Regions from separate parts of the Mus musculus genome. Here all the other regions are linked to region 3. Evidence: chromatin loops called from intact Hi-C (ENCODE). Cell type or tissue: heart. All regions are shown on one strand. Region 1 overlaps Zfp827 (zinc finger protein 827). Region 2 has its middle 61 kb from the start of Gm39205. Region 3 holds the start of Smad1 (SMAD family member 1). Region 4 has its middle 55 kb from the start of Otud4. Region 5 has its middle 77 kb from the start of Otud4. Region 6 holds the start of Lsm6 (LSM6 homolog, U6 small nuclear RNA and mRNA degradation associated). Region 7 overlaps Smad1 (SMAD family member 1).

Region 1 (4,000 bases), 370 kb before region 3:
ACTCCGGTTTGCGGGGGAGGGGGCGAGAGGAGGGAGGAGGGGAGTAGTGTGGATGCCGGGTTTTTGTCGCGGGTGGGGGGAGGTGGGAGAGGTTGCAATCTTGGAAAAAAAAAAGAAATTCCGTGTGGATCCCGGTGCACAAGGGTGCGGGGTTGGGGCGCGCGCAGGGCCGAGGCCGTGACATGGCGATTGGGGGTGTCGGGGCGAGGGCGCGCGGCCGCCCGCCGGGCTGGGGACCGGAGAGGTCGGTCTCCGGCTAAAGGTTGCGCCGGGGTGGGTCGGCCCCGGAGCCGCGGGCAGCTGGAGCTGGAGGCGGAGGTGGAGGCGGTGGCGGAGGGGAAGGCAGGGGCGGTCGAGGAGGGTGTGGGGGCGCCGGGGGGCGCGGGTGGCCGATCGGGGGGCGAGGCCGGGCAGCCGAGCGGATGTGGGGTGCGGGAGCCGCGCCGAGGCTGAGGCGAGGCAGCCAGGGCGGCGCGCGGCGCGCGAGGTCCCTGCAGAGCCGAGGGGAGGGCGGAGCAGGGCTCCCGGCCGCAATAAAATGCGGGGTCAGGCGGAGCAGACAGAGCCGGGGCGACGCGGGCTCGCAGACCCCCCTGCCCCGCCAGCCCGAGCAGAGTCCGTGACTAAAGTGCATCCCAGCCCTCCTGGCCCTAGCCACACACGCCAACTGGAGACTCGCGCCGGGCTGCGCGGCCGGGTCCCCGTCCCCTCCTCCACCCGCGCCTCGGGTCCCTCCGCGCCGCCCTCCCGCTTTTCTTTGCGAGACTCTTAACTTTTCCCCCACTCCCTCTCGGGCTCCCCCCTCGTCCCCCCACAAGCTCTCCGCTCGGAGTGTTCCGAGATGCTGCTGAAGCTAAAAGTGAAGGAGAAAGAAGCAACTAAAAATATCCCCCCCGGGGCCGCCGGGCTCCTTGAATGCAGGGGAGAGGGGGCAGGGGAGAAGGCGTGGGGCGGGGTGGCGGGAGGAGGGGACGCGGGAGGCGCCGGAGGGAGGGGTCGGGGGAGACGGAGGGTCAGTTTCTCCTCTTCCCCCCTCCCGCCCCCCCCCTGCTCAGCTCCCCTCTCCGGGGCGGCTTGGCGCTGCTCGGAGCCCGATCCTGCAAAACCCGGGCTGGGGGCGGGAGCGGAGCCGGAGCGCCTGCCCGCGCGGGTGTCAGGCCGACGTGGTCGGTCACCTGAAGTTCACGGAGGGTGGGGGAAGGGTTAAGGTTATGGTGTCTCGGGTTATGTGTGAGCGTGTGTGTTTCCGCCGCAGACGGGCGAGCGCGATCGATCTCTCCTTCGCGAAATCTCCGCGGCGGTGCCCACGCGAGGGGTCCGCAGGGCTGCTGTGGCCCGGGCGGGCGCGGTGGCACCCGGAGTGGCGAGCAAGGGCACGCGCGGGCAGTCTGCTCCGCAAACATTCCTCTTTTCTTCCCCCTTCCCGGTATGCAAGGAGTCGACGCACAGGGCTAGGGTTATGCTTTTTTTCCCCTTCCTTTAGGGAGGAAAAAAAAAAATGCCCCCGTGCAGTCCTTTCTTCGCCTGCCCGCTAGAGGTTCTGAGGATAATATCACATATGTAATATATATGCACATAAAATCACTCGCAGGCGGCTGCGAGTGTAGGAAAATTTTGTGCGAGGAGGAGAAGGAGGCGCAGTCGGGGCGGGCGAGGCGGGAGGCTCCGCGCTGCGATTCACAGAAAACTCGCAGCAGTTGGTGGAAGTGTGCGTGCACATGGCCGGGCCGGGCTTCCCTCTTGCTCGGACGCGCGTGGGCAGCGAGGCGGGGGGGGGGGGGGGGGCTGCTGTCCCGGGCGGGCGCCACCGCGGGAGGCTTGCCCTGCTCGCACAAAATGGGCTTCAGTGTTCTCTGCGAACTTGCCCTTAGATGGCAACTTTGGGAGCTGATGAGCTTGTATGCGAAAACCAGGGCGGTGAGGTTACTTGGTCATTTCCCTTTCTTCTCTTCTCCCCCTGCTTAAAAAAAAATGTTGGCGGGGTTAGAGGGAGGGTGGGAGAAGAGAAGGGATTTATCAGTTTCGGCTGAGACGGCTGGAACGCCGCCCCTCCCGTGGTGTGCAGTGCAGTCGGGCAGCTGCAGCCTGCCCTGCCGGTGACCTTGACCCTGACCTCCTGCGACTACCCTCTGTCTGAGAGGAAATTCAGGCTCCATTTTAGCTCCGGTGTCTGGTGGGCCTCTCCCGCGGATTGCTGCCTGTTGATGAAGTTTTTCTTTTCTTTTTTTTTCTTTTTCTTTTTGAGAGTGAGCTCTCTCCTGGTTCTCAGATTGAATACTGCTATCTACTCCAAAAAAAAAAAAAAAAATCACCTCCCCTTGCAGTCATATTAAGCCACTTTACCCTAAGTAAGAAGCAATTTACTTTTGGAAGCACAGTAAACGGTCCAGCCTCCCCCCCCCTTCTTTTTAAGGGAAGCCTTAATTTGTAAAGCGTTTCCACCTCTTTTTGTATTGAATGAATTTTTATGTGTGCATGTGTGCTGCCTTTTCTAAGCGGGGTTTACACATGTTTTATAAGCAATTTACATTTTGACTAAGAGCAATTTCTGGGCAAATAGTGTATTTTCCAAGTCAGTCATAGTAACCCAGGGCCAGCTAAGAGCCCAGTGATGATCCTAGAAACTTGAGAATGATATACAGACATGAGGCATATCGATTTGGGTAAAAATGAATGTTCATTTCCATTTAATACAGAGTATAGTTGTAGACCTACGGCCTAGTTTTCAATACTGAACTATTTTGTGTTTGGGAAAAGGGCTCCCTCCCTGGGAGAACTATGCTGTATCAAGGTTAAAACACAGTTGAGGCTTGGGATTAAAGGTGCCTGTTAGAAGCCATCTTGGAGTTTAAAGAAGTTATACAGAGACAAACCTAAAAATTGCCCCCCAACCCTCGGTCTGTTTTGTAGGTGAGGCAAAGAGGTGGTTTAGTGAATAAACTGGGGAAATTTAAATTGCTTTTAAGGCAAAAGGACCTTTCTGAGTAAATGAAAAAGTTATTAAAGCCACTATTGATGTGTTGATTTAAGAGTTGATAGAACCTGTAAATATTAGGAAGTGCAGTGTGCATGCACGCACACACACACACACACACACACACACACACACAAACTTACTGTTTGAATTTGTAGAACAGTTGAAATCCTTTCCATTTCTGCCAGCAATCTTGGCCCTTGCACTCCCAGCAATGGGGCTAAAGAATTTCAGAGCACACACTGTTACCACATACAGATGTTTTCTGTGAGTGGAGTCTACTTCTCACATTAAACAATACTATCTAGGAACATTCTGGGCCTGCAAAGCCCACTGTCTTCCTACAGTACAGACACCAGGGAACCTGGATAGTCCACCCTAGAGTGGATTAGTCCTGGAAATCCAGGCGAGCACTTGGTATTATCTGATACCAAGTCTGGGGTGAGCCTTGGCTCCTGGCACAGAGTACTAGCAATTCCCCAGGCTGGGCTCCTGCCTGCTAGGGTTTCCTAGCTCCTTCTGTTCTGCTAGACACCCCTGGGACTGTTCAGAACCGAATTAGCTTTGGAGATGGGCGAGCCTTTAACCTGACACTACTAACCTTAGCTTTGGGTTTCTGATTTAAAATTCTACAGTCATTTTCTTCTGGGCCTCAAAAGTAAGTGGGGGAGGGAGTATGTGTGTGTGCTCACACATGTGTGTCATGTTTATGTTACATGGGACGTCTCAGATGTACTAGAAAAAGTGGTATGTCCTGGGAAGATGAAGTGGTCCTTCTATTTACATATCAAAGAGAAGGTCTGTAGTAACTTTTGGAAGTCCCACTCAGCCAAGGATGTTAAGCCGATATATTTGGGGGGTAGGCTTAAAAATTATTATTCAAAATAAAGGCTTCTGTTTCTTGGCTTAATGAAGTTATTTTCATTTTGGGACTTAAAATGTGACTCAACTGCTGTTGATGGCTCTTTCACAAAAGTTCTTTGATTAATAAAGTCCAGTGCCATGTTTGAAAGAATGGCCTCAAGG
Region 2 (4,000 bases), 100 kb after region 3:
AACTGAGTCTCCTTCTACCAGAAGCCATCGACTCTCAGAAGTGCCTCAGCTGGGGTGAACTCTTGTGATCCCCTCCACCCACCATGATGAATATTGGCTGACTTGGTCTTGGGCAGGTCTTGTATAGGCACCCACATCAGCTGTGAGCTCATGAGTGCTGAGATCCTGATCTGTCCAGATGACAGTGTTTTTGTCAAGTCCTCCATGACCTCTGTCAGGCTCTTACAGCCTTTCTGCCTCTTTTCCTTGATTGTCCATGAACCTTGGGGGAACCAACTATGATACAGATCTTCCTCTTGTGGTTGTCATTTCACCCTTTGAATCATCTGAGAGATACCTTCTTGTGCTATCCCCTGGGATAACAATATCAGGCCCAAGAACTGGCTATCTTTTCCTGGTTTTGCCTTGATTTTTATTGTAAGTACAGCAGGGTGATTTGGTAACAGAAAAGAGGAGACAGAAAAGTGTCGGCAGTGGACATAGTAGCAGCAAAACCTGGGAGGTGATGGTGGGACCTCTGTCAGAAGTGGCAATGCAGCAAACAGACTTCTTTGTGACAGAGAGAGAGTAGCTGGAGTCAGAGACAGTGGAAGTAGAGGCAGCACAGCCAATGAAGGATGATGAACCTATTGAAGCCACCAAAGCAGGGACTTGGGGCTAGAGGAGTTCTAGGCAGCTGCCAAACCCAAAAGCTGAGATCTCAATTCCAAAGATCCAAAAGAGCCTTAACACTAAGAACTATAAGCACTAGCTATTGTTAGGAGATGAGGACCCAGTACCCAGTACTTTCAAGCTGTATACTTGGCTGGCACTGATTGCTGCGGAAGCAAGGCGCAGTACCACAGTAGTTGCCAAATGCCAGGTCACTGGTCATTAAAGCCAAGAACAGTACGCCTCCGACCTGAGATGCTTGAGTGATGTTTCTGGCTTGGAGAGTCTCCAGTTCTCAAGCCGTGGGGTTATAAGCCCCTGAGTCTGTCACTCGATGACAGTACTAAAAGGTTTACTCTTCATCTGCTGATAAATTCTCTCTGAGGAGAGCAGTTGTTAACCCAGGCAGAAACTGAACCACTTCAACCCAGAATCAGATCTAATGGGCATCTGGGTTTCCTTCTTAGCAATCAGCCCCAGTTGCTCAACTAGATTCTGACTGGACACAAGGACTTCAATACAAGCCTGGACCACCAGGACAACTAACCATGCTGACTCCTTGATGGTAAATAACTAATCAGTCATCAATGCTGACTGCCAACAGAATTTAAACTTTAAGAAAAGCCTGGGTCAGTGAGATGGCTCAGTGGGTAAGGGTGCTTGCTGTCAAGACCCATGACTTGAACTTGATCCCAGAACCTACATGGTGGAAGGAAGGAGAGAGTTTACTACTCTCACAATTTGTCTTCTGACCTCTGTGTACCCTGGCACACACACACTGCTCCACACACTGGATGGATGGATGGATGGATGGATGGATGGATGGATGGATGGATAGATGGATGGACGGATGATATATGATAAAAAAGCTTAATGTAATGGAAAGGTGATGCTTAGTAGTTAAAAGTGCTGGTGCTCATGTAGAGAACCCGTATTAGACTCCCAGCACCCACATAGCAGCCTGAAGATGACCTCTGTGGACACCAGGCATGCGCATGGTGCACATACATACATACATGCAAGACACTCATTCCCCCCCAAAAAATAAAAATACAGGAAACTAAAACAAGACTTCAAAAAACCTTTAAAGTCAGGAGCTGGTAGCACACTCCTTTAATCCTGTAACTTAGGAGGCAGAGGCAGGCAGATCTCTGAGTTTAAGGACAGCCTGGTCTACAGAGTGAGTTCCAGGACAGCCAGGGCTACACAAAAAAAGCCCTATCTCAAAACAAACAAGTAAACAAATAAACAAAAATGTTTAAAACACTTTTAACAAAGAAAAGCTTAATATCCAAGAAGACTCTCCAATGACCAATTAGGACTAAGTTCAGAAAGCACCCTGGGAAATGTCTGCTGACTCGGAGTGGGGTGCCATGTATTCTGTGTTCCTGGAAGAAGCAGGAAGCACATGCCTGGGAACGTTCCTGTTTCAGTAGCCAAGATAAACAGTCCCAGAGAGTTTCGTTTTGCTACTCAGACTGCATAGGCAGGGAATCCGGGTGGGATCTCCTTCTTATAAGCTAGCGCCTCCTTTGGTTTCTTTGGCCACATACTTTCTTTTTGTACTGAAGGCTGCCTCTCCATTTTATTAATTTATTCATTCATTCGTTCGTTCGTTCGTTCGTTCGTTTGTTTGTTTTTAAGACTGAGTCTCATCGCACAGCTCTAACTGGTCTGGAACTTTCTATGTAGATAAGGAAGGCTACAAACTCACAGAGATCTGCCTTCCACTATTTTGCAAAGTTCTGGGATTAAAGAACTACCATGTTGGGCTTCTTTAAACACAGCCTACTCCTCCCCCCCCCCCCATAGAACTCCCTTCTCATTGATTTTGTTGTTGTTAACAAGAGCATAGGAAATTCCTCTTTGGGAACTTTCTGGAAGCTGGCCACACAACTCCTAACTCAAATGCTTTTTAGAGAACCCATGAAGCTCTATAGAGCTTCCTTTGGAAATGAGTCTGTTCCAGAGTGGATGGGGGGCCCACAATCCTTCCCCTCACACAGTGGGGTTAGCCCAGCGCCATGTAAAAGCTACGTATGCCTGTCTCAGGGGGCAGTCATGTTCTCTAGCATCCACAGCTCGCACTATAAGATTTGAAACTCTTGTTGCTATTATAACATTCATGGAAAAATAATGCAAGTGTTTGCTAAAATTCTCTTAAACAACAGATGAAGCCCCACCCCCACCCCAAGGCTTGGAGGAAAATACTTCGAGTCACAAAGTGGTCATGCCATGACATCCAACTCAGGTGCTGAGGTCACACCCTGCCACTTCCAGCCAGGGTCAGACTGAGCCTGAGACCTGCACTCCGTGCACACACGCCCCCATGCTGGTGCAGTGCACTCCCAAGCAGTCAGGACCTTACTCCCACTATCTGAGACTCCTGTCTGGCCTCCTCTGCCTCCCCTTGGCAAACTGGCATTGCTTTGATAACTCAGTCTTGTGAGTTCTCCCTTCCTCTCCCTTCTCTCTGAATGTTTCCTAAATCAAGACATAATCCTTGTAGTTTGACAGCAGCATGGTGTCTGGTGTGTGTGAGTTCTGGGTTAGAGACTCAGCTCGATAATGAAGTCCTGCATCAGTGTTCCCATCAGTAAGTAGGGGAAATTCTGGCACACTCCTCATATGACATATGTGACTACTAGATGAAAGGTGCCTAGACATCAAGTAACACCATCCTCAGCACTTACTAAATGCTCTACTGCTTTTCTGAAGTGAGTTCTATTTTTATGGATCATTAGTCCAATAGACTTAAAGATGATCTGCATAAGATATAGTAGAACCTCGGATAAGCTCATGTCAGGGTAAGGCTTTTGGGGATAAAATGAGAGATTTCTTTCCTGTCAGCACATGCCTGGGAGACATGACTGGACCTGCCTCGTGGTGGCTCTGTGCCATCCTGACTTGCTCTGAAGTACAGTTTGAAGTACCAAGAAGACGTAGCCATGCTGTACCTATGCCTCCATTGTCATTCTACATTCTGAGCTGCAATCTTGTTGATAACAAACACTTCTCTCCTTGAGCCCTTCACTCCTTAGCCAATGTCTCATGCAGGAATGGTTCAGTTTGGTCTTGAGTTGCTCTTGTTTCTCAGATTTTTTCCATTGTACAGTTCCCTCCCCAGCTAGAAGGCATTATGTCTTGAATCTGTCATCAGTGTCACTGACATGAGGAATCATAGCTTTTTTTTCCCATTTTTTATTAGGTATTTAGCTCATTTACATTTCCAATGCTATACCAAAAGTCCCCCATACCCACCCACCCCCACTCCCCTACCCACCCACTCCCCCTTTTTGGCCCTGGCGTTCCCCTGTACTGGGGCATATAAAGTTTGCGTGTCCAATGG
Region 3 (4,000 bases):
AGGCTGACCCCATGTCATCCTGACGGATCATTTTGCACCAGTTCAGTGCTGTAAATCAATTTAAGATCTCAAGCAGGTTGAAAAGGCTGGTAATGATGCTCTCTCTGCCTCTCTGGAGACTCCGCATTACACACAACTCTACATTATTTATAAAGTCTCGGCGATGCCTCCATTAGCCCTGTAAGACCACACAAATGAGGTCTTTTATACACACACACACACACACAACTTGGCCTTGATTATGTAGGCTACTGCAGCTTAAATATGCTCATCTAATTACATCAGAGCTTATTCTTCTTCCAATATACCACATTATTGCATTTTATCTTGAGCCCAGAATAGCTGGAAATCAAGATTAAAAACCGAAATTTAGTTTTTAACTAATGTGTGTAACTGGGGACCAAGATTTACTTCCTCTTAATGCTCACACGAATTTACCAGAAAAGGAATTTAAATTCCAAAACGAACAAGAGTTTAGCATTTTTTTAATTGCCAAAAGCAAAACAAAACCCAGCTACTCCTCCAAAATGTCAAAACCACCATCTCTCCAAGAACTAGAGGACATTGCAAAAGGGAGAGTGTATTTTATTACTACTATGGTTGCAGGGGTCAAAACTAAATCAAGGACAAATCCCCATCCTCTGAAGAAACCTGATCGTTCTGGAGCCTCTGGCATCCCCACCCCCAGAAGAGACCCTGGTTTACAGTTCCCTAGGAAATGCAGACTTCCACAGATGGCACTCCACCTTCAGAGAAATATCATCTAACTGAAAACGAGGAAAGCAGAGATGGAGAGGGCGAACCCAAAAGCCAGTCCAGTCTATTTAGGCCTGGCACCTACATCACAGTAACGCTGGTGCAAAACATAGGCGCACCAATTGAAAACACCCAGGCAGTGGACACTGCCTCTGCCTTGACTCTTTGTGAATTGTTCCAGCACAGCTCATCAGCTTCCGGTACAACTTACAGTGGTAATTATAAACACGATGAAAAATGAACCTGGCCAGGGAACAGTTTTCTCATTGTGCTGAGGTGTGGGCACATTATCCACCACAGGCCCTTAGAGAGAGATTGATGCTGTGAAGGGCATGCTGTGAATCTGCTCCAAAAACAGGAAGGCATTACATAAACCAAGCAACTCCTTTCAGTCCGTGCTTTGAAAACTTCAGATGTCACCCAGGAACCCAAGAGAGGGGGAAGAGGCCAGGGGTTGACAACAAGCATTCTACAACGATGCTCTCTTAGATGGCTGTGGCATAGGCGGCGATTTTCAGATGGAAAGCTCTTGGCTGGATTACTTTGTACCGTGCATTTAGAAAAACTACATGTGCCTCCGAATAAACAAAAGCCGCGACTACCATACTGTCTGGATGTAGCCGGTGATGGTCCCTCCTGGCTCCTCCGAGCACCTCGGGGAGACGCTGGCCCCGCAGCCTTCGCACGCAGTCCGCAAAGCGGCTGCACAGGCCCGCGCTCTCACGCCCACCGCCCCCACCCCGCGACAGAAACACTAACAAAGACGGTCTGGACGAGAACAGTTGTTCTCGGCGCTCGGAACGCGCAGTGAGGCAATCGAATCCGGTAAAGGGAAAGGAATGAGGCGACACTGGGCGACGCAGGGGGTGTAGGCGGAAGGGGGCGGGGGGGGGGGGGGGGAGACGCGAGGCCGCCAGACCTTTGAATAAATCAGAGGGAACTACGCTACGAACTTTCCTTAACCCCGATCCCCAAATCAGGCTGTGTGGGGACCCACAGGGGTGCGCGCGTCCATCCAGGGAGACCCGAGCTGAGCGCAGCGCTGTCCCCGCGAGGGTCCGCAGGCCGGGGCGGGGACACAATGGGGCTGCGGCCCGATGCGGAACGGGGGTCCCCGGAGAACTGGACACGCCCGACAAAGACGCGGGGAGGCAGGGAGGTCTGGCGGCAGGTTCGCGGCCGCGAGGCGCCATCATGGGGGGGGGGGGGGACTGCGTCCCGGAGCTCGTCCCAGATTTCCTTCAGCGCGGGTCCCCCGAGTCCTCCCGGATCCTCCCCGGAGCCCGTCCCAGATCGACCCCAGAGCCCGCCCAGAATCCCCTCGGAGCCTGTCCCCGATCCTCCCCCGGAGCCCGCCCGGGATGCCCCCCGGAGCCCGCCCAGGATCCCCCCCTGGAGCTGGTCCCTGTCCCGGTGCGCCCCGCGCGGCACAGGACAAGTCTGTCTCGAGTCGGCTCGGGTACGCTCGGCTTTACCGGCTCGGCGGCGCGCCCATCCGCAGGGACGCACGAGACCCGGCGCCGGGTCCCGTGCTCCGATCCGCTCCCGGCCGCCGTCCCCGCGCTCTGCTTAGCTCCGGGCCGCCGTCCCCGCGCCTCGGCCCCGGCCTCGCCTTGGTGCGCCCGCTCGCTCCCCGAGCCTGGATTGATCTGGTCGCGCTGGCGTCAGGCAGTCGGAACCGCCCAGCCTCCACAGCCCGCCTGCCAATACCCGGCGCACAACCCGCCTGCCGCTTGCCCTCGCTCACACGCGCACCGCGCGCGCCCGCTGCCGCTTAGGGATCCTCTCCAAATTACCGGCCCGCGCCTTCCTCTGACTCTAGTCCCTGCCTAGCTGCCAGTCAAATTCCAAAGCCTGTGTTATTTTCTGAAAAGTTCTCGAACACGACCATCGAGCCCACTCAGTCGTCCTAAAAACGCATTTTTAAAGGCCCTGCAATCACTGACTCAGTGATTTACCGGCCCTTCATGTAGCATGAGCCTCAAATTGGCTGACCTGTTAACTACTAGGTAGATACATTTATTTCCAGTATGTACCCTTCCTGCGGCAAATGACAGAAACCATTTGTATGTTTGTTAAAAGGTCTCGTAGCCCAGGATGACCTCGAACACGCTTTGAAGGGGAAAAGGCCTTGAACTTCTCTTCCTCCAGCCTCCACATCCTCAGTGCTGGGATTACAGGGCTGCACATATTTTTATTTATAAGGTTCTGGGAATCATCGAACCCATGGCCTTATGCATGCTGGACAAGAACTTTACAACTGAACTTCCTTGCTTTCTTGTTTGCCTGGAAATGAGATCTCTCTCTACAGACCAGACTGGCTTTGGACTGGGAAATACCCTTTTAGTACTGTAAATTTGGGTGCAATCTTTTAGATAACAGTTTTGCCCCTATTCCCACCCACCCCCCCAAAAAAACCCACAAAACAAAAATACACACACACACACAAAGGAACTCACATCTTACTGATCTGTTCAGACACCAAAAACACCTTCTTGAAACAATCAACTTTTTTTCTTGGTCAGTTTCTGGAAGTTGGCATGGAATCTTGAACACTTATCATAATGTTGAGTTATGTTTAGAGAAGAACTATTCTAGGAGTAAATGCCCCACAAACCAAAAAAAGAAAAAAATCATTGCCCGCAATATAAAGAAATACCAAAGGCCACTACAAATTAATGACACTCTCCAATTATTCCTGTACCTTTACATGCTTAGCACTCCACTTAAAATTCTTATTAATTATTTAAGTATTATATCTGCATTACATATTTAATTATTCAAAGGAAATGCAACAAATCCCATAAACCCATAAAATGCCATTTATAAATTATACATAAGAATATTCCTGCTAATTAAATTTCTTTCTTCATTAAACTATTTGAGCACTTACTGGTCAATTCTTGGATCTCATCTTATTTTCCTTAAAAGCAGCATTTGACATAGTTGGTTGCTCTCTGGTCCCTTGGGCAACAGTTGGAGTGAGCCTGGCTTAAAGCCACTCAGGGCCATTTCCCTCCCCTGTACAGACCCTCTGTAGATGAAAAGAGTGAGGTATATCCATACATGGGAACATTACTCAGCCATAGAAAAGGAAAGAAGCACTTCCCCTGCCTCCCAGGGTGGAATGAGAGCCTCTGTCCCATCCTCAGCACAGAATAAACCGGGTGGGATGGTGCTGGCCTCTAATGCCCACCCTCTGGGCTGGAGCAAGGTCAGAAGTCCAAGGGCATCCTTGGCTATA
Region 4 (4,000 bases), 190 kb after region 3:
TCAGAATTCAAATCTAATACATTTATATTTAAGTGTTAATATTTTCACTTAAAATTTCTCATCTGTTTTATGTTTCCTTTTTACATACTTTTATTCTATACAGTCTTCTCTCTGATGCTTTTTTTTCCCCTTTTGGGTTCTCTTTGTTCCATAATCCTGAAATTTTATTCATGTATCAACTTAAACCTTTCAGTCACAATTATAGTAAAAATCGTATCAACCAGCTTCAGAGATAGCACTTCACATGGAATCCTTTCATATTTTAATGACTGATTTTGTTAGATTCCTAAGCTTTAGAATCACCTCTACTCTTATATTTGGGCGTGTGACCTTACACTGGTGCACTTGGAAACTTTTGATGTGTTTCTTTCTGTTCCTTCCTTGAGCCTTCACTGGTGAGGTCATCCTTGTCTGTCAGCAGATCCTTGATTAGAAGCCAAATCTAGAGTAGTGGGTTGGAATTCCTATCCCAGGGTGATATCGAGGACCCCACGGGGTCATTCACAGAGCAATTAGGCAGCTTGGCTAAATTTTTTATTATGAGATTATATCTGTGCTCCTCCCATTGCCGCAGCTTCCTACAAAGCTGAATCTCCAAGGAGACATCATATGGGACTGCCCTTTTTTTCAGCATCTACTCGTGAAAAGGAAGGAGTTTTCTCCGTCCACCAGGAGGAGCTAAAAGTCCTAGCCGGCACAGATGCCCTCAGCTTTCTCCAGAAACTAACCTCAGCCTACTTGCTTAGTCATTTTTTGGTTCTGTTCCCACTTAGGTGATAGTTGTTTTATTGTTCAATCCAGCTATATATTTATTCTTTTCTCCTTTGATTTTGATATAGCTTTGTTTGATTTTGTATATAATTTGGAAATATGTGTATGAAGCAGAGTAGGTTAGCAAAGCTTAAATGAAATTCAACATTTGCCAAGAAGTTGTACTGCCAGGCTCCATCTTCCCTTTCGTTACCTTCTCCCCTCCTCCTCCTCCTTCTCTTCTTCTTCCTCCTCCTCTTCCCTTGGTTTTTGTTTGTTAGTTTGTTGGTTTGTTTTAAGACAGGGTTTCTCTATGTAGCCCTGACTGTCCTGGAACTCACTCTGTAGACCAGGCTAGCCTTGAACTCGCCTGCATCTGTCTCCCAAGTGCTGGGATTAAAGGCATGTGTTGCCACCCCTACCCTTATTCTTGAGGGCTTCTTCCTGGAGTTATTCACCCTATCCTCTTGGAGTTTTTTTTCTCCTAGACCACTGCTGTTATTCTGCAAGTGGACTGATGCATTCTCTATTCTGCTTACAAGCACTCCTTGGACTTCAAATCTTTCTCCAGCTACTTCCTATCACCCTGTTCTCCTCCTACCACAACTCTGCACAGAGCTCTCTATGCTCAGTGTTTTCATGCTCTTGGTCATCCTTCTTTTTCTAGTTCATTCCAACCTCCAGTTCATCCCTGAGACTTGGTACAGCGGCAGTGATTTGGTCTTCTTCACTTCAAGTTGTCAAGCAAGCATCCCCATAGAGAGTGAACAGACTGGCGGCTCAGCCCATGGCAGGGCATTTTAATGTAGAACCCTACTATATACTGATGTTATGAGAAAGAGCCCTAGGTGCTTACCTTTGTTTTTGTTTACATCTCTCTCTTCTTCCTTAGTATCAAACTTAAAGTTTAGCTGACCATATTAATGCCTAAAATTAAGCCTACAGTTACATCCTTCTATGAACAACACATGGCTGGCTCTAGTTATTGGCTCTAGTTATTGAACCAATGAAACAAACAAGAGAAGAAGTTTTGGAATAAGGGGGAGGGCTAGAGGAACCTCTAAGAACAGTGTCCTGAAGGGGTTGGTCCGTTTGGGAGGTGTCATTTCTAGGTTTCTCCTGCCCTAAGCATGTGTGTGATGCCTCTGGACAACTTAGGGATGACAGACTGTAAGGTAGACCAGTTGCCAGATCTTTACTGTTCTATATATTGATTTGAACTTTGATCTATGATATATGAGGCCAAACTTGGTGACCGACTGCCTTCCCAGTAAGAAATTCAGCAGAAAATAAATCCACAAATATAATTTTTAAATGAAATTTACTGAGTTGAAAGCTGTTTAAAGTTAATATTAAGTTAATGTTAGATAAAGATATAACTCCAGTCTGAATAGCTGAGCCTAAAAGATTTACAGTGTTCCATGGAAACTTTACTACATCAACAAGACCAAAAGGGGTTTGTTGCTCTCCTATGGCAACAAGTAGCTCACTGAGAAGGAGCTCTGCTGACCCCTTCTGGGAGAATGAGTGTGGACATCTTAACAAAGGGCCAGACTTTTCTGGGGGAAGAGTTATTACAGATTCAAGAACAGAGAGGGCTAGCCAGGTGGCTCAGTTGGTAAACACGCTTCCTCTCCAGCCTGGAAGTCAGATCCCCAGGAGCCACATCCTGGGACGAGAACTAAAGCCTGTCCTAGGACTTTCACAGGCGTGCTGTGACACATTGACTCACACACAAAAGAGAAATAAGTAAAATGTGTTTTTTTAAAAACATAGAGGAATGAAGATTAAAACAAGGAAAGAAAACCAGTACAAGAGCCAGTAAGAAAGGGCGGGAGTCCAACATCGTTCTTTTGAAAAAACTAGAGCAAAATAGGGACAATCACAGCAAGAAACGCTATGTCAGTCACTGCCAGATGCGGAGAGAACTGATTTAAGTAACACTGTGCCACACTTCTGAGAACTATAAAGAACTATCAAACTCAAAATATCCTCATGTGGGATAGAGAGATGGCTCAGAGGTTAAGAGCACTTATTATGAGCTGGAAATATCGCTCATCAGTTGAGAGCACTGACTGCTCTTCCAGAGCACCCAGGTTCAATTCCCAGTAACTACATGGCCGCTCACAAGCGTCTATAACGCCAAGATCTGACACTCTCACACAGACATACTTGTAGGCAAAACACCAATGTGAATAAAATTAAGAGAGAGAGAGAGAGAGAGAGAGAGAGAGAGAGAAACCCAAAGTTTGGTTCCCAGCACCCATATGGTGACTTGCAACCATCTGTAATTCCAGTTCTAAGGGATTTGACACTCTCTTCTGACCTCCACACCTACCAGTTATATACCTGGTACATATACATACATGCAAGCAAAATACCCATATACACATAAAATAAAGAAAGAAGTTTGGGAGGTGATGTGAGACAGGGTCTCACTATATTAAACCAGGCTGTCCTGGAACTCACTATGTAGACCATGCTGGCCTCAAACTCACAGAGATCCTCCTGCCTCTAACACCACCACCATTTAAAGGTACCATCATGCCTGGCAATAAATAAAATTTAAATATATTACTACAAGGAATAAGTGTGATATTTTCTGTATATCCATGCATATGAATTTATGCAAAGTGGTTTGATGAATTAGATATATAATAAGATGTGTGTGTTATGCTTAGTCTAAATTATTTCACTTTTGACTCTAACTAGGACAGTATGGCTGTTTTTTAGGATTTTAACAGCACATGAAATTCAAGATAGTAAATTAAGTAGAGGTTTGGGTTCTAGGATCCTTTTCATGGAACACAAGTCTCCTAAGAATTTATAGATCTAGCTGGGCAGTGGTGGAGCATGCTTTTAATCCCAGTACATGGGAACCAGAGGCAGGCAGATTTCTGAGTTCGAGGCCAGCCTGGTCTACAGAGTAAGTTCCAGGACAGCCAGGGCTACAAAGAGAAACCCTGTCTCCAAAAAAACCAAAACAACAACAAAAAAATTCACAGATCTACATATGTTAAGATTCTATACTAGAAGACGATAATTTTTTCAGATTTTCAAGTCATCATCTTCTCTCTCCCTCCCCTTCCTACAATGCATTACTTGACAACAGAGATATGTTCTGAGAATCATGTAATTCTGCAAACATCATAAAGTATACCTACTTACACAAGCTAAGATGGCTCTGGGGCCACTGCGGGAGAGCTGTGTGTCACTGACCCAAAGAGGCAAATGACACAGAACCTCGCCA
Region 5 (4,000 bases), 160 kb after region 3:
ATGGCAACTTAGAAGAAAATTGCAGAATATTTAATAATGTGAAAAATGTTTGCATGTACTCCAGTTTAAAAGACCAACCTGGCCAGCACAATAGCTCAGGAAATAAAGGGGCTGGCAACAAAGCCAGAATGGCGTTATACAAATTATCCTCTGATATCTACCATGTTCCAAGTCATGCATACATCCCCACTCATAAACACATACACATACATAAAATAAATGAGTGTAAGAAAAAGAATATTAACCTGTGCCCCAAAGATCTGCTTTGTTAAAATCATGGTGAATTAATTGTATTTTCTATATTTTTTTCAATAAGTTAAGGTTATTTTCACACTTGATGTTTTTATTTGTTTCATTCATTTGTGGCTCTCTGGATTGAACCCAGGCCCTTGTGTCTGCTAGCCTAGGCTAGCACAACCGATTCTTTACATTTTAGGAAGAACAGCTTACTAGCATCTTTACAACAAAGTACTACTACATTTTGTCGGGGGGAAAAATAAGAAGATCCTGAAATTGAAGGCCTGTCCCTGGTCGTTATGAAATGACCTCTTGTCTTGTTTGCTACATATTGTGACTTGCCTGTTTATTTTATTTTCCAAAGTCTCACTAAGTAACCCAGGCTATCCAGAAACTCACTATGTACACCAGGCTAGCCTCAAACTCACAGAGGTCTGCCTGCTTCTGTCTCCCAAGTATTGGGATTAAAGGCATGCACCACTATGCATTTCTCCTTTATGTCCTAGTTTTAAGGCCCTAAAGGCCTTGGCACAGGACAGACCCCAGAGTGTTCCAGCTTTGTGACTATGCATGCATCTGAGCCTCTATGTTACTCTGCATTAGCACATTTAACTGATGACCTTAGCTGAGTCGCATTTTTTTAAAAGTCAAATTGACTTAGAGCATTGCTCATTAGATTTTAAGTACCAGATGATTCATCATTTACGGTAAATCTATTAGATAGATTACTCCGCAAGATTCACCACTGTCAGCATGGCAGGCCTGCCTGGAAATTAAGGATAAGAATGGAAATTGAAGGAGAGAGATTCCTATCTGCGATTTGAAATTTAAACTTAGACAGCTATGGCAAGCATCCGAGCCTGAGTCAGAGGGCCAGGGCATCTGCCACATGTCTGAGACGGTCCACTCTAATAATAGCCCAGGATCCCCTTTGAGAAAGGTGAATGCCTTGCTTCATAAGGAAAAGTAAAGCTTGCATGTTAAAATCCTTTAAGGAGCGTTTCTTTGCCCTTTAAAAAGACATTCACCGTGTAGCTGGGCTGCATATGTGATCCATGAAACTTAACAATCGTGGAGTCTCCGAGGGTTAAATATAGCTTCAAACCAACAACAGTTCGGCCGGGGGCCCTAGCTCACCAGATGTTATTCCACTAATAGTGAGTGATCTCACCCCTGCTGTGGATGGTTATTCATCTGGGAGAGAATAAGGAAAGTGAGACAATCATTACGTCACCTTTTCCTGTACATTACCCTCCCTGCAGCTAAGAAGGAAGCGTGCTGCTGAGGTAGACCGTGCTGCTGAGGTAGATCTGCACTAAGTCATGCTCTTGCAGGTCTGAGAGGAGGGACTTGCCTTTGGGAGGGTCGCCCTTGCCCGCTGGAGCACTTGGCAGTGAGCTGTAACCCTCAGCCTTGCTTCCAGCAGCTCACTCTTTTCTTCTCTTCCCTGAAGCAGCTATCTCACTGTCCTCAGATGGCCACTGGGGAGGCAGAGATGTTTCTAGAAGCATAAAAACTTCTGAATAATGGAGTAAACTTTTAAAATAACGCTCATGAGATCATGTCTTTTCTCGTTCGAATGACTCATCCGGGCTACCTATCAAGCCACAAGTTCAAGCTAGGATAAAATTAATATATAGATAATACTGTAAAAGGGGGCAAGCTATTATGCTATATTACATATGTAATAAAAATAAATATTACACTATGGAACAAATATCTGTCCACAGATATATGCATTTTTATCAAACCAAAAGCAGGACTGGAGAGACGGCTCAACTGATAAGAGCGTATTCTGCTCTCAAGTCAGATCCCATCACCCATGCTGGGTGGTCACCATGACCTGTGACTCCAGTTTCAGGAAATCCAACGCCCTCTTGTGGATTCCATGGACACTGCACCCATGTGCTCGAATCTAACACCCCCACCAACACACAAACACACATACACACACTCATACGTGCAACTTTTATGTAAAAAATAAAATAAAATAAATCAGGATCGTTAGAAAGCTCGTGTTTCTTAGTTTACAACTTTAACTCCCTCCTGAATTTTGTTTCAGCTCTCCTCGGAATACAGGAGCAAGTTGGCACCATGCAAATTAGCGAATGTTCTCAAAGGCCTCAGCTTTCTGCAAGGGGTTAACCGGACTTTGCCTTCCTCTTGTCTTACCCATCTTTCTTAGAATAGCGCTGCAAAGGAAAGGGGCAGTCACAAAGGACAGCAACTGGATGACTGACTGTGGGCTCCTGGCAACAAAGCCTCAGTTTCTCCTAAGCCCGTCCAGCCTCCTCAAGGCCACTGTGTTGTTGCCTCCCATGAAGGAGTCTGGTGGCTGAGAAAATATGCGCCCAAAGATAAAGACTTCACATTCTTAACTTCTGTTCTCTTCTCTCCTGTGCTGACCCCTGCTCTCTATCTGCCAACTTCCATACACATTTTCTTCCAAGAACACTGACAAGAGAAATAAGGTTCCTAGGCATGGCCCCCAGAGCCACCGCTTTCTCCATTTCCTCTAGATGCAAAGGTACCACTTGTAATATTAGAATAATGAGAGGACCAGGGAATGGTGAGGTGGCTCAGCTGTCGGGTTATGCCTGGAGTTAGACGCTGTCAGTGTGTGTGTGTGTGTGTGTGTGTGTGTGTGTGTGTGTGTGCATGTGTGTGTGTGCATAAATTTCTAGAATCATTTGTAATGAACTCTGAGAAATATTTTATTAGGTAGTAAGCTTTGAGTGATGTTTTTCTCATTCTTCTTAGTAGTTTCTATATTATAGTTGTATTTAAAACATACACAGATTTGTAATGGAACAAAGAGAAATACTAAAAGCCAATTTTAATTGGATCAATTACTATATTTTTTCAGAATAGATGCTGACCCAGATTCTATTTACCAACTCCAGAACAGTTCCCTTGGTGGGGAAATCACACCTCATCAAATCCCCACCCTTAGAGTCCCCTCCAGCTTCTCTCTGTGCTTGGCAAGGTGGCTTGCTTTGACCAATGGTGCTACAGTAAATATGCGTACACGGGGGTTTATACCAACACTTTCTGAGATCTTGTGTGAAGCTGGTGATTAACGAACATATTTCAGAAGACTTTCATGTTTCCCTTAGTTAATCGTGTGTGTGTGTGTCTGTGTGTGTGTCTGTGTATGAAAGACTGTGTCTGTGTATGTGAATGTGTGTCTGTGTGTGAGTGTGTCTGTGTGGAGTATCTGTGTGTGCCTGTATGTGTGAGTGTGCCTGTGTGTGTGTGCCTGTGTGTGTGTGCCTGTGTGTGTGTGCCTGTGTGTGCATTTGTGCCTGTGTATATGAGTGTGTATGTCTGTTTGTGTCTCTATGAGTGTATTGTGAAAATGTGCATCTGTGTGTGACTGTTTGCAGGTTTCTGTCTGTTGCGGGTTTCTGTTTGTGTGTGTCATGTGTATGTCTGTGTGTGTATGTATGTCTGTGTGTGTGCCTGTGTGTGAAGTTTTGTATATGTGTGTCTGTCTGTGTGTGTGTGTCTGTATCTGAGTGTGTCTGTGTGTGGGTTTGTATGTGTATGTCTATGTATAAGTGATCTTGTTTATCTGTGTATGAGTGTGTGTCTGTGTGTAAGTGTATCTTGTGTGGGGTATCTGTATGTGTGTGACTGTATGTGCGAAAGAGTGCCTGTGTGTATGTCTATGTATGTGAATGTGTGTCTGTGTGACTGTATTGTGAAAGTGTGTCTGCATGTGTTTGTGTATGTTTGTGTGTGAATGTGCCTGTGTATCTGT
Region 6 (4,000 bases), 580 kb before region 3:
AAATGAAGCTGTAATTACTTGTCCAGCGGTCTCTCTGCTACCCAGACACAGACTTTCCCCTTGCTGTACTCCCTAAGCAATACTCTACTGCAACCAGTGACATTAAATGGCACGTTGTGAGTAATCTAGAGATGATGTGAAGGGCACAGGAAGACTGCACAGTTTATATGTAAACACAGAGGAAACCTGAACGTCCATGCACTTTTCGGTACTGGGAGGGATAACAGTAGCACTTATCAGAAGTATCTGATCCCAACACGGGGAAGCTGGAAGCAATCGTCAAAGTCTTGAAAGGGTTGACCTTCAAAAAAATAAATAAATTTCTAGTGCTGAACACAAAAATGTAACTTTTCTATTTTCCAGTCCCTCAATCCAAAAGTAGAAAATAAGCCAGGGAGTTAAAAACAAAACAAAACTTTCTTTAAAGAAGTTCTATTATCTAGTAGGCCACCCTTCAGTGAGAGAAGAGCTGCTGCAGTCGTTAGGGGTACTCACTTGGGAGGCAGGAAACCTGAGTTCTAATCTCTGCTACTTAATTATCTGTGCAGCTTGCGTAACTCATCACCATTTCACCTGTCACGGCCCCAGGCTCATCTGCAAAATAAGGAAGTTAGGCTAGATGGGTACTGGCTGTCTCTTCCTGTTCCAGCATCTGATTAACATGTGCAGTCAGTCAGTCAGTCTGTCTCTCTGTCTGTCTCTGTCTGTCTGTCTGTCTGTCTGTCTCTCTATCTCTCTCTCTCTCTCTCTCTCTCTCTCTCTCTCTCTCTCACACACACACACACAGTCACAGCCTGCAAGTTCAAACTCCCAATAGTAATTCCAAAGTGAGGCTGTGCTTTGCTACTTTAGAACCACAGTAGGCCCTTTCACGGTTTTGAAGAGCCAAATAAATTACTAACACTTTAAGAAAAACCAGTCTCGCAATGTGCAAGAACCATCTATGCTAGTAATTGAAAATTTGAGGAATAGAAGTTAAGGCATCACGATATCGTTCGGGATGCGAAAATGAAGCAAAAAACTCACACCCAAAGACGTCAGCCTGGGAAACAGCTGAATAATTTATGAGATCCACACAATAAAACAGGGGGCCCAAACGAGATCAATGAATTTTAAAATCACAACTTGTCTCATTTTAATGTAAGTATAAAACTAAATACTGGTGTGTGGTTAAAAAACTTGGTGGTCTTAGCTGAAACAGAAACAGGCCCACACAAGAGAAAGGGAGTTGGTGTGCCGAGGCCGTCAGCAAGGACCATTTCCTCCGCTCGTCTGTATTTACTTTCCGTCGCGCAGGGCTCGCGGGTGGAGGAGGGCGCCGAAGTCGCGCGCCACCGTAACCCTGGGCGCTCACCCCAATCGGCGCGAAGCGCGCGCGCCACGGGAGCGCGCCCGGCACCGCGAGCCCGCGTGGCCCAGACCAGCGAGCATCTCCTGGGACGCAGGCCCGGCTCGAGCCGCTCCCCGCCAGCCCGGACCATCCGCGGCCTACGCCAGCCGCTCCCACCCGGAGTGCCTGCCCGCACCCATTCATTCCTCCCAGGCCGCGGGCTCACCTTGCAGCCGGATCCAGAACGCTCACAGGCCGGGCTTCCGCGGACGCGCGCGCCGAAAACCGAAACCGCCCCCGGCAGCGGCTTTCCCATCTCACCCAATCAGCGTCCTCCTTGCCTATGGCGACCCGCGGGGATCAAAAACAGTCAGAACGCGTTAGTGAGCTGGCTTCCAAGACCGGGTTTGTTTAATGGTACCGTCGGCACCCAGCCAGGGCTTGAAGTAAAGGTCCGATATTCTGATATTCTCTCTTTTGCCAGAAAATAGAATACGAAAGCAAAACAACCAACCAAGAGCTAGAAGTGATCTTGTGTGTGTGTGTTTACAGTAAAGAACCTTAAAATATTAAGAAACGGAAACTTACAGTTAAAACGATGGCTGTTGAGCACCCCGAAATAGCCTTAAATAATTTAAAACAAATACAAGTTAAAAGCCTCAAACCCTCAAACTAACTTCTGCATATAAATTAAATGTATGAAGAGATTGTTTCCATGGGAATGCTGAAACAAAAAAATAATTCAAGCAACTCTGAATTATAACGGCATCAATTAGAAAACGTTACAAATTAGTTTAATTGGAAACTGCATGCAGATACTATTTAAGTAGTGTATGGGAACTTGGTTAGGGATACTTCATGAATTCTTAATGCATGCTTTTTATTTATGGAAGAAAAAAAGTCACAGGAAGACAATTTCTTCTACCCCCACGATCTCTTTATATTTTAACTTATATTTTATATTTATATTTTAAATTTTAATTCTGTTTCTGTTGTTTAACATTCAACAAAGTTATAATACCTTCAAACAACAGCTACATAACCCTGATAAGTGTTACAGGATCTAAGATGCAGAATTGTTTTCTGAAACACAAAGTGGATTCCTCCTTTTCTACGTGCCTTTGATTGATATCCTGGACAGTGATCTACCTGCCTTTGGTTGATACCCCAGACAGTGAACAACTGGGTGGAATTTGGAAAAGAACAGGAACATCCTTCTGTCTGTCTGTAAAATTCCAGTTGATGTCAAGACCAAATAATTACAGACATTGATCAAACAGCATTTTAGGCTCTTGAAATATAAAATTAGGAACACAGGTAAAGTCACATTTAAATCAAAGAAGGAGCACGCTATGCCTTGTCCCTAAAATAAAAACTGCTTTATAGGTCAAATTGGGGGCTGAGGATTTAGCACAGTGGTAGCATATCTAGTGTGCATGAACATCTCTGGCACCACAGCGGTAGTGGCATAGTGGCGCTCACACCTGTAATCCTAGCACCCAGGCATGCGTGCAGGAAAATCAGAAATTCAAGATCATCCTCAGCTACAGAATGAGTTTGAGACCAGCCTGGGCTATTTGAGACCTTGTCTAAAAAAAGAAAAAAGAAAGAAAAATCAAATTGTGCTACATACTACATTTCTTACTGACTGTAATTATGATATGCGTATTATATAGAGAGATGAAATAGGTAGGTAGACATAGATATAAGCATAGCTGCTCTCACGTTAGCACAGAGCTGTGATGCAGTCACCGAGTCTGGCTGGTGAACAGGCGGTGAGAAGAGTTTTGGGGGCCTGGTTCATCTGCAGAATAGTTGCCACTGTCTTCGAGGGCACAAGTCTATAAAGTCACAAGGCAACAATTGGTTGGACCAACAAATGTATAAATCTGTGGTTATCCTGAGAAACCCCTCAGCAGCTTAGAACTGGCCTTTACCAAAACACCAGACAGCTTCCCACATTCCGTGTGTGCACTTGCCGGCATCTTTTACGTATTTACAAGAAAAAAAAATGTGTGCAAAACTTCTTCCAGATTCCTGTTGAAAAGCCAGTCTTTAAAATCCTGCACATAACGTTAATTTATTAGGGAGACTTTTTAACATCATAAAAATAATTCAGAAAAGCTTAGCTCAGTTTACTTAGCTCAGTGCTGGATTAATATGCCTGAATTATTATACAGAGGTTAGGGTTGTACACTGATATATTCTGTATGGGTTTTGGCACATGCATAATGTATGTGTCCACATTTATAACATAAAGATACTCATTTATAACATTATAGGGAACACCCTCTGGGCTTCAGCCTTCCTCTCGGCCATGCCAGTCACGTGTTACTTTCCTTTCACGGTGATTTTGTCCTTCATAGTGTCACTGACTTGTCACCCTGTGACCAAGCCTTTTCAGATCGGCTTGGGTCCCTCCAGGCCTTCATAAGTCGTGTCCTTTAAGTGTTGAGTAGTAAACAATCTGCTCAGATCCAGCACAGTGGCTTTCACTCACTCACTAAGGGTCAGCTTGGTTGTGTCCGAGCTATGGCAGTTACCAAAAGGGTGTTATAAATATCCCTACGTAGGTGTTTGTGCGGAATTAGGTTTTGAATCTTTAATTTTAAAAGATTTTTTTTTTACTTTATGGGAATAACTGCTTCCCCTACACATGTGCACCTGCAT
Region 7 (4,000 bases), 60 kb before region 3:
TTCTTACCTTAGCTGAATGATTCCCAGTCTAACTCTGTGGTGATAAATGGAATATAAATGGAGAGGTCTAGCAAAGATGGACAGGACTGTCACAGTCTAGGTCTCCTGGCCCAGGCTTTCTCTGCTTGCTAGTGATAGATAGTCTTGGGGGCAACAGTAAGAGAAAGAAATCTGGGCCTGGCCACTGTTTAGGGTTGCATTTTGTAGTTTCAGGGGAATAAGACATTCTCCCAATGGTGGGAGGCAGTAGATTCTGAAATTTTGGGGTTGTGAACCAAGTCTAGGAAAGAATATAAGGAGAAACAGTGACATTTATGTGGCTAGAAACTTTGACCTCAAATTGTTTTTTGTTTTTAATAAATTTTTAAAAATCCCCTTGGTGGAGCTGAGCAGTGGTTGGCACATGCACTTGGGAGGCAGAGGCAGGCAAATCTCCGATCAGCCTGGTCCACAGAGCGAGTTCCAGTGCAGTCAGGGATAAGAGGAATGACCAGCCCTATCCCAGGAAAACTGCACCAAGGTCACCATTTTCTCTTGTGCAGCCTCAGTTTCTAGCCATCTTGGCTGCATTCTCCCATGGCTGCCCTTGTGTGCACTGTTAACTCCCAAATCTTCTCTTCTGGTTACCTAAGCGTGCTGCTGCAGTTCCTGACATTATCTATCGGTGGGCTGGTAAGATGCCTCAGTGGGTAACGGTGTTGCCTGTCAATCCTGGAGACCTCACTTTAATCTCGGAAACCCACACCATGGGAGGACAGACCAAGCTACCCTCTGACCTGCACAGGCACACCATGGTACATATCCCACCTGCCTTCAAGAAACTGGTTTTAAGTTTACACACTTAGTTTTTCCCTTAATGTTTCCAGTTTTATGTACCCTTACTCTTCCAATTCCAAATCACTCAGCTCTCTTAGCAGTTCAGGTTCACGTCTTCATTTCAGTAATTTAGCTTTTGTATCAGGCAGAGAGCACTCAGAAGAGCACCATATCTTACTGATCTAAAATTTTAACATGCAAAGAAAAAAAATGACACATTTTTTAATCAAAGTAAGCAATAATGACAGGTTTTATTTAAAAATTTCCAGTAGAGAAAAACCCTGCTAGTGTTGGAATAAAAGTACTCGCTGTATAAGAGCAAAGGAGAATAAAAAAATTAACAGAAGAAAAGAAACCAAATAGTACAAAAAAAAACAAATCAAAATAAAACAAAAAACAAAAACAAAAACAAAAAAAACAACCTTTGAAATGGATTCCAATAGAGAGATCTTTAATCCTGCGAATAATGAACAGAGTTACCAGGTTTGGCAAACAATTTATTTGGAAATCAAAGCCTATGTCTGTACTGTAAACTCCATAAAAACTGCTCATTCAATTCAAGCTTTTCATATACTGGGTACTGAAACACGAAGCCAGTTGATTTGCGAACAGAAGGAATTACTCATCTGCTCTCACAGTTAGAGGAATTAACCAGCTGCTTAACTGTGCCGTGGAGCGGATAAGACAGAAGAAAAGAAGTCAGATAAAACTCTACAAAAACTGAAACACAGCAAATTCAGACACCAGCTTGTCTGTTTAAGGCAGCAAGCTGAGCTTTACGGTATAGTCTACATTTGCAGCCGTCGTTTTCTTCCCGACCCCGCCCCTCAGATACTCTGTAAACCCACTAGCCATTTAGACTATTCATAACCTCCAAATATTCTGTATATACATATTTAGCAAAGAGCATATGCCTGCCATCATTCTGACAGTAATACAGCCAGCATACAGTTTCAGAAAGATTACTATGCATGTCATAACGATTAACCTGTACTTTAAAAACAAACAAAAAACCCATTCATTTCTAAACAAGTAGTTTTAAAATATTAAGAAAACCCATGAGAAGATGATTCAACGTGGGCTCTGAGCCTGATGAAAGCCCACTTCAGAAAGACTATCAGCGCCAACCTTCTGCCAACACCCCACACAAAAGGATTGATTACAATCATTTTTTTCTTTTTTCCTAATAGATAATTTGTCCCTGGCTTGGCCATCTCTTTTTTTTTTAACTATACACAAAAGTCCTGCTGAAAGTCAGCATTTTAGTTGATTTTTACAACAGAATGTCACAATGTAAACTGAAAGGGTTCTTGCTATCAACCAAGGCTTGTCAGTTTCTCAATCCAATAGTTGGTCACAGAGGTCAAGTATTATCGTGGCTCCTTCGTCAGGTCTCCATCCTGTCTGACTTGTCCATCCTTCAAGTACATGCAAGGCTCGATAGTTTGCAAGAGACGGAAGCCACAGGTCTTTTAAGACACGGATGAAATAGGATTGTGGGGTGAGCCCATCTGGGTCAGAACCTTATCCAGCCACTGGAGAGGGCCATGCAGATGGATCTCAATCCAGCAGGGGGTGCTGGTAACATCCTGCCGGTGGTATTCGGCTCCCCAACCCTAGGCAAAAGAAAGCACACTGGGGATCAGTTAGCTCCTTAGTCTCAGTGATTCGGTACAAAGGTCAGATGATCGGTTTGTAGAAGCCTGCTTGGACTCATGGTAACATCTGACAAGAACAGCACACCACAAATGCATACATATGTAGTCGGTAAATGTTGGGATATATATTGAATACTCAAGTCCATCCTAGGACCCCCCAGATGACCCATTTTGTCAGGTATGGTGGGTGGCACACTTCTTTAGTCCCAGCAGGATGTCAGCCAGCCCTTTGTCTTCAAGGAACTCATTGTCTAAAGAGACAGACCTGCATATAACTGTAGCTGCTGAATGTTCAAACCCAGGGACACACACAACACAGGTGGAGTGCACACACCCAACTTTGTCTTAAAAGTTCTTGCTCAGATATATTTCTTAAAATTGCTAGAAAGAGGTATGTACCAGACCCTAGCAGCCATAACTCTTTGCAAACAAGGGTCAATCACAAGTTTGTGCTCTTGTTCACACCAACACCATTTTACTTTTTAAAATTTTTAAGATAGGGTCTCATTGAGTCACCCATGTTAGCTTCAAACTCAGTGTAGCCCAGACTGACTTTGAAGTCATTTGCAATCCTCCTACCGCAGCCTCTCACTAGTGCTAGGATTATAGGACAGCCGTTCACTCCTGGCTTTCATGGTGACCTCTACTGAATACTATTGTCCTAATTGATCATTCTGATACCATGTAGCAAGCCACCTTCCTGACCAGATGAATGATGGAGCCTGACACTTCAAGACAATGACTAGGTGTTGGGAAGAACTTTGGGGTACATAACTATCCTCCCTCCACTTTCACTTGAGACTGAAAGATCAAGAGATCTGTGTGGTTGACAGGTAGAAGAATTTAATCTTCCAGAGTGGGGAAGAAACAGAATATTAGTCTGTCTGACACGACCTCTACTGTCTGTATTCAGTGGTAAGGGGAGAATGTAGCAAGCGACTGCTCTAACAGGGCTCAGTGGTGGCATGTACTGCTTAGCATATGAGAGACCCTGGGTTTTATTCCCTCTGCCACAAAGATGGACAGAGGGGAACCAGGCATGGTGGCCCACACTTGTAATTCCAGCACATGGGAGGTAAGGCCTGAGGATTGGCATAAGTTTGTAGCCAGCTGGGACAGAATAGTGAGTTTCAGGCCAGCTGGGTTACAGAGTAAAACCCTGTCTGAAACACACACACACACACACATACACACACACACACACACACACACACACACACACACACACACACATATGGGTTAAGGAGATGGTTCAGCCTGCAGAGGGCTTGCCATGCAATCGCAAGGACCTGCACCCCAACACCCATTTCAAGAAGAAAACACTGCTAGAGGTGAATTCTTGGACAAAGGCGCTTACTTACTACGCAAGCCTAGCAACTCCTGCTCAGTCCCTGTGAGTCGCATTGCTGTTGCAGGACACCGTTTGAGTGTGGATTTATCTACGAACGCCTATCTGAGGCATCCAGGTCTCCGATACAAGCAATTATGAGCTGTGGGATGTGGCCGATGAGAACAGGATTCTGACC

Evidence for each region. Hi-C counts contacts between places; a loop is a spot of excess contacts. Peaks named below come from ENCODE experiments on the same cell type or tissue, not always from the same donor. Only the 100,000 strongest peaks of a DNase experiment are listed, where the experiment ranks them.
Region 1: it touches region 3 in a loop (2.3-fold over the local background); 4 of 42 quality-filtered maps call a loop at or near these places.
Region 2: a loop joins it to region 3, with 2.2 times the contacts of the local background. A loop is called at or near these places in 3 of 42 quality-filtered maps.
Region 4: a loop joins it to region 3, with 4 times the contacts of the local background. A loop is called at or near these places in 8 of 42 quality-filtered maps.
Region 5: it touches region 3 in a loop (5-fold over the local background); 3 of 42 quality-filtered maps call a loop at or near these places.
Region 6: a loop joins it to region 3, with 2.8 times the contacts of the local background. A loop is called at or near these places in 2 of 42 quality-filtered maps.
Region 7: it touches region 3 in a loop (2.5-fold over the local background); 13 of 42 quality-filtered maps call a loop at or near these places.

The regions. Positions count from the first base shown.
Region 1 is chr8:79,029,020-79,033,019 of GRCm38, forward strand. All of the region lies in intron 1 of Zfp827 (zinc finger protein 827), which reads left to right. Among named protein-coding and RNA genes, the nearest start is that of Zfp827, 2.6 kb to the left of the region's middle. In heart, CTCF peaks have their summits at 1,511 and 2,107; DNase peaks (open chromatin) are centred at 512, 742, 1,712 and 2,012; H3K4me3 peaks cover 2,855 bases; H3K27ac peaks cover 3,823 bases.
Region 2 is chr8:79,499,333-79,503,332 of GRCm38, forward strand. No RefSeq gene overlaps it. Among named protein-coding and RNA genes, the nearest start is that of Gm39205, 61 kb to the left of the region's middle. In heart, a CTCF peak has its summit at 2,167; a DNase peak (open chromatin) is centred at 2,079.
Region 3 is chr8:79,397,022-79,401,021 of GRCm38, forward strand. Smad1 (SMAD family member 1) reads right to left here and starts at 2,407. Exons shown (of 7, transcript NM_008539.4): 1 at 2,232-2,407. It overlaps Gm51578 (a long non-coding RNA gene), which reads right to left. Exons shown (of 3, transcript XR_003947567.1): 3 at 3,689-4,000. In heart, no CTCF peak of the experiment used is centred here; DNase peaks (open chromatin) are centred at 870, 1,060, 1,650 and 2,470; H3K4me3 peaks cover 2,260 bases; H3K27ac peaks cover 2,426 bases.
Region 4 is chr8:79,582,905-79,586,904 of GRCm38, forward strand. No RefSeq gene overlaps it. Among named protein-coding and RNA genes, the nearest start is that of Otud4, 55 kb to the right of the region's middle. In heart, CTCF peaks have their summits at 669 (motif pointing right) and 2,263 (motif pointing left); no DNase peak of the experiment used is centred here.
Region 5 is chr8:79,560,759-79,564,758 of GRCm38, forward strand. No RefSeq gene overlaps it. Among named protein-coding and RNA genes, the nearest start is that of Otud4, 77 kb to the right of the region's middle. In heart, a CTCF peak has its summit at 2,120 (motif pointing left); a DNase peak (open chromatin) is centred at 1,423; H3K4me3 peaks cover 716 bases; H3K27ac peaks cover 2,006 bases.
Region 6 is chr8:78,819,492-78,823,491 of GRCm38, forward strand. It overlaps Lsm6 (LSM6 homolog, U6 small nuclear RNA and mRNA degradation associated), which reads right to left and starts at 1,661. Exons shown (of 5, transcript NM_001191004.1): 1 at 1,557-1,661; 2 at 496-594. In heart, no CTCF peak of the experiment used is centred here; a DNase peak (open chromatin) is centred at 1,660; H3K4me3 peaks cover 1,752 bases; H3K27ac peaks cover 1,687 bases.
Region 7 is chr8:79,337,361-79,341,360 of GRCm38, forward strand. Smad1 (SMAD family member 1) reads right to left here. Exons shown (of 7, transcript NM_008539.4): 7 at 1,035-2,432. The coding sequence ends at 2,289. Among named protein-coding and RNA genes, the nearest start is that of Gm4890, 44 kb to the left of the region's middle. In heart, a CTCF peak has its summit at 2,386 (motif pointing right); a DNase peak (open chromatin) is centred at 2,371.